Linked DNA regions of Homo sapiens: regions 2 and 3 are each linked to region 1. Evidence: chromatin loops called from intact Hi-C (ENCODE). Cell type or tissue: Calu3. All regions are shown on one strand. Region 1 has its middle 3.1 kb from the start of SCD5. Region 2 overlaps SCD5 (stearoyl-CoA desaturase 5). Region 3 overlaps SCD5 (stearoyl-CoA desaturase 5).

What was found. Hi-C counts contacts between places; a loop is a spot of excess contacts. Peaks named below come from ENCODE experiments on the same cell type or tissue, not always from the same donor. Only the 100,000 strongest peaks of a DNase experiment are listed, where the experiment ranks them.
Region 2: a loop joins it to region 1, with 5 times the contacts of the local background. A loop is called at or near these places in 3 of 110 quality-filtered maps.
Region 3: it touches region 1 in a loop (8-fold over the local background); 16 of 110 quality-filtered maps call a loop at or near these places.

Annotation. Positions count from the first base shown.
Region 1 is chr4:82,800,630-82,803,129 of GRCh38, forward strand. No RefSeq gene overlaps it. Among named protein-coding and RNA genes, the nearest start is that of SCD5, 3.1 kb to the left of the region's middle. In Calu3, no CTCF peak of the experiment used is centred here; a DNase peak (open chromatin) is centred at 1,492.
Region 2 is chr4:82,630,106-82,632,605 of GRCh38, forward strand. SCD5 (stearoyl-CoA desaturase 5) reads right to left here. Exons shown (of 5, transcript NM_001037582.3): 5 at 1-1,412. The coding sequence ends at 1,222. Among named protein-coding and RNA genes, the nearest start is that of LINC00575, 9.9 kb to the left of the region's middle. In Calu3, no CTCF peak of the experiment used is centred here; DNase peaks (open chromatin) are centred at 776 and 1,276.
Region 3 is chr4:82,720,558-82,723,057 of GRCh38, forward strand. The region is part of intron 1 of SCD5 (stearoyl-CoA desaturase 5); the gene reads right to left. Among named protein-coding and RNA genes, the nearest start is that of MIR575, 32 kb to the right of the region's middle. In Calu3, no CTCF peak of the experiment used is centred here; a DNase peak (open chromatin) is centred at 1,464.

The DNA.
Region 1 (2,500 bases):
AACCTCTTGACTATGACCTTGGAAGGGCAGAAAGTTACAGTCCATTATCGGAAAAAAAAATTTAATTAGGTATCAAACTTACATACAAGGAGTCTAAGGGAAGCAAAAATAGTTCCTTATTGTCCCCCCTGAGAACCTTATTAGGTCAGCTGTTCTATCTTGAATCCATCTTTTGTTTGTTTGTTTGTTTTTGTTTTTGAGACGGAGTCTCGCTCTGTTGCCCAGGCTGGTGTGCAGAGGCCTGATCTCGGCTCACTGCAAGATCTGCCTCCCGGGTTCACGCCATTCTCCTGCCTCAGCCTCCCGAGTAGCTGGGACTACAGGTGCCCGCCACCACGCCCGGCTATTTTTTTTTTTTTTTTTTTTTTTGTATTTTTAGTAGAGACGGGGGTTTCACTGCGTTAGCCAGGATGGTCTCGATCTCCTGACCTTGTGATCCGCCAGCCTTGGCCTCCCAAAGTGGTGGGATTGCAGGCGTGAGCCACTGTGCCCGGCCCTTGAATCCATCTTGAATGAACATCTTTCTCTTTTCCCTCCTGTGGGTCAGACCAGGTATGACCAGTCATTTCAGCTGGCTGTCCTCATAATGGAGAAGATGTTTTTGTGTGTTGAGGGAGGAAAGAAGTGTTACTTAGGTTTGTCAGAGCCTGCCTATAAAAGGATTGTTGAAGAAAAATGGTCCTTCCAGGTCCAGCCTCAGAGTGAAACATCTACAAGATCCAAGATATATTCTTGCTGATAACGACGGTCCTCTTTAGCCAATTATGCCATAGGGGTCACTGCCTCTTTTCTCTGTCTTGCCAAAGACCCTAGTATATTTTCCTAGCTTCTAGTCAGGACCCCAGGAGTGGATAAGTATTCACCTGTCCCAGGATGGGGCAAATGGGACAGTAACCCTTATCCTGTCAAACACGTAATTACCAAAAATGTAATAAGAGCCATAATGGTGGTATACGCAAGATAATGTAGAGGTGCAAAGGAGGGAGTTGTTAATTCACACAGAAGCAGGGAGGAGGGGGAGTGATACCTGGGGAAGGATTTTTAAAAAATATTTAATTGTGGTAAAATACATGTAACATAAAATGTATGTAACAAAATTTACCACTGTAACCGTTTTTAAATGTACAGTTCAGTAGTGTTAACTATATATGCACATTACTGTGCAACCGATCTGCAGAACTTTATCATTTTGCAAAACTGAAACTTTATGCTCATTAAACTCCCCTTTCAATCTCCATCCAGATGCTGGCAACCACTGTGCTACTTTGTTTCAATTAGTTTGACTACTCTAGATACATCATATAAGTGAAATAATAGAGGATTTGTCTTTCTGTGACTGGCTTATTTCACTTAGAATGTTTTCAAAGCTCATCCAGGTTGTATGTGTTAGAATTCCCTTCCTTTTAAGACTGAATAATATTCTATTGTATGGATATGAATTTTGTTTATCCATTCATCTATCTAACAGTGGACATTTGGGTTGCGCCACCTTTTGGCTACTGGAAATAATGTTGCTGGGAACATGGGTGTACAAAGATCTCTTCAGGACCTGCTTTCAATTCTTTTCGGTATATATATGTATATCCAGAAGTGGTATTGCTGGATCTTATGGTAATTCTATGTTTAATTTTTTGAGGAACTGTCATACTGTTTTCCATAGTGGCTGCACCATTTCATATTTCCAACAACAGTGCCCAGCGGTTCCAATTTCTCCAAATCCCCACTGATACTTTTTCTGTTTTTTAGATAATAGCCATCCTAGTGGGTAAGGAGTGATATCTCATGGTAGTTTTTATTGCCCTCCCTTAATAATTAGTGATATTGAGCATCTTTTCAAGTGCTTGTTGGTCATTTGTATACCCTCTTTGGAGAAAGATCTATTCAAGTCCTCTATTTTTAAATAAGGTTTTTGTTGTTGTGGTTGTTGAGTTGTAGGAGTTCTTTACATATTCTGAATATTAACCTATCAGATATATGACTTGCAAATATTTTCTTCCATTCTGTAGGTTTCCTTTTTCACTCTGTTGATTGTGTTCTTTGATGCACTGACATTTTAAATTTTGATGTAGTCCAGTTTATCTATTTTTACTTATATTGTCTGTGCTTGTGCTTTTGGTGTCGTATCCAATAAATCATTGCCAAATCCAGTGTCATGAAGCTTTTCCTCTATATTTTCTTTTAAGAGTTTTATAGTTTTAGCTATAAAACTTACATTTAGGTCTTTAATATACTTCGAGTTAATTTTTGTGTATTGTAGAAGATAAATGCCCAGTTTCATTCTTTTATGTGTAGATATCCAGTCTTCCTAGCACCATTTGTTGAAGAAACTATCCTTTCCCCATTGAATGGTCTTGGCTCCCCTGTTGAAGATCAGTTGACCGTATATATGAGAGTTTTTTTTTTTTTTTCGGCTATTTCACTCCATTGGTCTGTATGTCTGTCTTTATGCCAGTACCACATTGTTTGAATTATTGTAGCTTTGAAATCAGGAAGTTTTGAA
Region 2 (2,500 bases), 170 kb before region 1:
TGTCAGAGTTATACACCTTTAAGATAACAATAGCAAACAGAACAAAATCAAACATCTAAACAGGCATGATTTATAAGGTGGGCTGGCCATAGGGCTCAGGACACAAAACGAGCTGGGCAGTGAACAAATCTCTCTTGAAACAAAGACAGTAGAGCATTAACAAGCTGTAAACACAGCAAAAAAATAAACAAGAGCCATTTCCTGTATTCTCATTTTTTTCAGTTTTTGATTCTCTTAAGCAAACAATAAAACCACACACACACAATAATTAACAAAACAGAAACATTCTTTAGTTACCACATAGATCCCCCTTCTGTCTTCTACCCTGCCTCTCTGCTCCTTCAGATGGTTGTTTAAAAGCAATGATGGGTTAATTGGTAGAAAAGAAAACAAATGCTCTCCTGAACTACACTGAAAGAATATTACTTTCCTTCATCCTGTCAGGGTTAGCATCATGTTCAAGCACATGACAACGTATATTTGACGTATTTTAGCTATAGCGATTAAATCACATGTCCACACTCTAATGTTAAATCGTAGTAATATTGACTTGAAAAGTTTTTTAGGCTGGGCGCGCTGGCTCCCAGCTACTCGGGAGGCTGAGGCAGGAGAATGGCGTGAACCCGGGAGGCGGAGCTTGCAGTGAGCTGAGATCTCGCCACTGCACTCCAGCCTGGGGGACAGAGCGAGCCTCCGTCTCAAAAAAAAAAAAGTTTTTTTCGGCAGGGTGCGGTGGCTCACGCCTGTAATCCCAGCTCTTTGGGAGGCCGAGGCGGGTGGATTGCCTGAGGTCAGGAATTCGAGGCCAGTCTGGCCAACATGATGAAACCCTGTCTCTACTAAAAATACAAAAAAATTAGCTGGGTGTGGTGGCAGGCTCCTGTAATCTCAGCTACTCAGGAGGCTGAGGCAGGAGAATTGCTTGAACCAGGTAGGTGGAGGCTGCAGTGAGCCGAGACTGCGCCACTGCACTCCAGCCTGGGTGACAGAGTGAGACTCTGTCTCAAAAACAAAACAAACAAAAAAAAAAACGAAAGTTTTTTCATTGATAATTGTATTTCAACATTATTTTGAGATAAACAAAAACATTCCCAAACCACATTGACTCGTTCCTTCCCCACCCTCTGCCCCCTCCCACGATCCAATGTACAAGAGAGCTATTGTAACCAAAGCCATGAACCGAGGTTGCAACGGCAGACATGTGGGATGGCTGTTCCAAGTTCAAGCACTGCTGTCTCCAGTCCTGGCCTTCCGGGCCTCGATCATCGGCTTGGTTGCCCGTTTGCGGTCAGTGGCCAGCCCCAGCCAGCACATGAAATCAATGAACCAGGTGGTTGGGTTAAAATTTAAGCCAAATTCACTCGCAGAGTAGTCAAAGGGAAAGGTGTGATGGTAATTATGGAAGCCTTCACCTGGAAGACAAAGCGGGCATTGATATAATTCAATCACCACCTCTCTGCATAGATGTTTTGAATCACCTATTTTTTCAGGGTTTACCATGTGCAGGACATGGTGTCAGCCTCTGTGAGGAGCAAAAGACTTGGTTACTGACTCCAAAGGCATTGACTTAGTTAGCTAGACAAACAATATGAACAGAAAAAATAGCAATAAATCGTCACAAGATTAACTTTCCTATGTGAACTGCAGACATGATACCATGACCTCAGAGCTATCCTTCTTAAGGTAAATGCTAAATGGCTGATAACAGATCATCGTTTTGATGTACAACTGTTTTTAAAAAATAGTCTCTGTGGGCTGGAGTGATTAAAAAATCCTTTTTTGGAAGAGCTCAAGAGAGACAAATGAGAATCATTCAAATAGGTAAGTAAATTAAATATCTTTAAATATCTAGAATGTACTTATATATTATTCTACCCCTTCCAGTGGCCAGTGGGCAGCTTTTACTCTCTCACTTTTTTTCATGTAGCTTTTCTTTATTATTTATTATACTTTAAGTTCTAGGGTACATGTGCACAATGTGCAGGTTTGTTACATATGTATACATGTGCCATGTTGGTTTGCTGCACCCATTAACTGGTCATTTACATTAGGTATTTCTCCTAATGCTATCCCTCCCCCCTCCCCCCACCCCACGACAGGCCCCGGTGTGTGATGTTCCCCGCCCTGTGTCCAAGCGTTCTCACTGTTCAATTCCCACCTATGAGTGAGAACATGCGGTGTTTGGTTTTCTGTCCTTGTGATAGTTTGCTCAGAATGATGGTTTCTAGCTTCATCCATGTTGCCACAAACGACATGAACTCATCCTTTTTTATGGCTGCATAGTATTCCATGGTGTATATGTGCCACATTTTTTTTAATCCAGTCTATCATTGATGGATATTTGGGTTGGTTCCAAGTCTTTGCTATTGTTAATAGTGCCACAATAAACATACGTGTGCATGTGTCTTTATAGTAGCATGATTTACAATCCTTTGGGTATATACCCAGTAATGGGATGGCTGGGTCAAATGGTATTTCTAGTTCTAGATCCTTGAGGAAT
Region 3 (2,500 bases), 80 kb before region 1:
TTCAGAAATTATTAATAATAAATGCAGGTTAGAGGGGGAAATCACCCTTCTGCAATCCCCAATTGTGTCTGATGCTGTTGAGCACTGCCCCAACCCTCTGTAGGTCCAGGTACTCATTCCCCAACTACTGGGATTGTTGGTGCCTAACAGCTCACAACTGAGTCTTTCCTCAGGCATTGCCCTACCTGGGAAGCTGCACAGCCCAAGGCTTGCCTCCTCCCTGGCAGCAGCCTGCATTCAATGCTTAGTAGATAAAGGGGTACAAAATTTGGCCTTTTGCCTCAATTTGGAACATCTCCAAAGGGCTGTCCGGGCCAGGCACAGTCACTCATGCCTGTAATCCCAGCACTTCAGGACGCCGAGGTGAGGGGATCTCTTGGGTCCAGGAGTTCTAGGCCAACCTGGGCAAAACGGCAAGACCCCCATCTCTACAAAGTGATTAAAAATAAAAAAGCTGGGTGTGGTGGTGGCACATGCCTGTAGTTCCAGCTACTCAGAGAGGCTGAGGTAGGAGGATCTCTTGAGCCCAGGATTTTGAGGCTCCAGTGAGCTGTGACCATGGCACTGCATTCCGGTCTAGGTGACAGAGTGAGACCCCATCTTAAAACAAAAACAAAAACAAACAAACAAACAAACAAAAAACCTCAAAGGACTGCCCCGTTTCGCAGCTCCCTGTAGCATATAGGCTGAGGCCTCTGTTGTAACTGCACTGCAATTCAGCTTCTCTCTCTGTCCAATTCTGCTTCTTATTCCCCCACAGATGTTTCTAAGCACAGTACTAGATATGCCAGCACACAAATCTGCATCTCAGAATCTGTTTCACAGAAACCTAAAGACCCCAATAAATAACAGATTCAGGCAAGAATCACAATTGTGTCCCCCCAAAATTCAAAAGTTGACGTCCTAACCCCCAGTGCCCCAGAATGTGACTTGACGTGGAGGTAGGGTGTTTACAGAGGTAATCAAGTTAAAATGAGGTCATGGGCAGGCAAGGGTTGACTAGTCCAGTGTGATTGATGTCCTCATAGGAAGAGGAAATTTAGACACAGATATACACAAAAGGAAAACAATGTGAAGAGACATAGGGAGAAGCCAACCATCTATAAGCGAAGGAGAGAGGCCTGGAACAAATCCTTCCCTCACAGCCCTCAGAGGAAGCTCCCCACACCTGCATCTTGAACTTCTAGCCTCTGGAACTGTGTGACAACACATCTCTATTGCTTAAGCCACCCCATCCGTAGTACATTGTTATAGGAGCAAACTAATACAAATGCTAAAATCATTAGATGAAAGGATTTGGGAGAAGTATCACCTCTTAAATTGCTTCCTAACTGCAAAGGGGAAAATAGAATCTTACAACGGAAGCATCTGGAAGCCACCACTTAACCAAGAGATGAAGCTTAGCATCAGTAACACTGGAACGCACCTCCACCCTTCCTGTTGCACACTGGGGACAGTGGGTGGCACTAGTGTGCACTAGCTGCAGTGACAGTGCCTTATGGAACTAAGCAGTGTTTATTTATTACTATAAAAAGAGTCAAGCTGCACCTCTGTAGAAGATTTACTTTGCAGATGGTATGGCTGTCATATTCTTTTCCAGCAGGATTTATTCTTTCATTCTTAAATCTTTTGTGAAAAATCTTAAATAATTTAACTTTCCTTTATATCCTCTTAACAGTGTCAAATATGGAGTAGAAGGAATTTTTACCCCCAAAAAGGGCTCCATCTTGATCATCTAGTTATGATCAAAAAATTTTAAGTTTGTAGCCTCCTATGTCAGCACTAGAGTGGTTGGTTGTGAATATTAAAAGCTACTACTATTTTTACTCAGTAATAAGTAATTGTTATGTTTTTGATAAGATGGTATAGTTAGAAAAAATGTGAAAGATCACTTAATCCAAAGCTACTTACAAAAAGTATTCCCAGCTGGGCATGGTAGCTCACTCCTGTAATCCCAGCACTTTGGGAGACCAAGGCAGGAGGATCACCTGAGGTCAGGGGTTCGAGACCAGCCTGGCCAACGTGGTGAAACACTAGGTGTCTACTAAAAATGCAAAAATTAGCCAGGTGTGGTGGCAGGTGCCTCTAATCCCAGCTACTGAGGAGCTGAGGCAAGAGAATCACTTGAACCCGGGAGGCGGAGGTTGCAGTGAGCCGAAATTGCACCACTGCACTCCAGCATGGGTGACAAGAGCCAAACTCCATCTCAAAAAAAAAAAAGTATTCTCGGCTGGGCTCAGTAGCTCACGCATGTAATCCCAGCACTTTGGGAGGCCGAGGCGGACAAATCACCTGAGGTCAGAAGTTCAAGACCAGCTTCGCCAACGTAGTGAAACCCCGTCTCCACTACAAATACAAAAATTACAAAAACTAGCCGGGCATAGTGGCAGGTGCCCGTAATCTCAGCTACTCAGGAGGCTGAGGCAGGAGAATCGCTTGAACCTGGGAGGCAGAGGTTGTGGTGAGCCGAGATCGCGCCATTGCACTCCAGCCCGGGTGA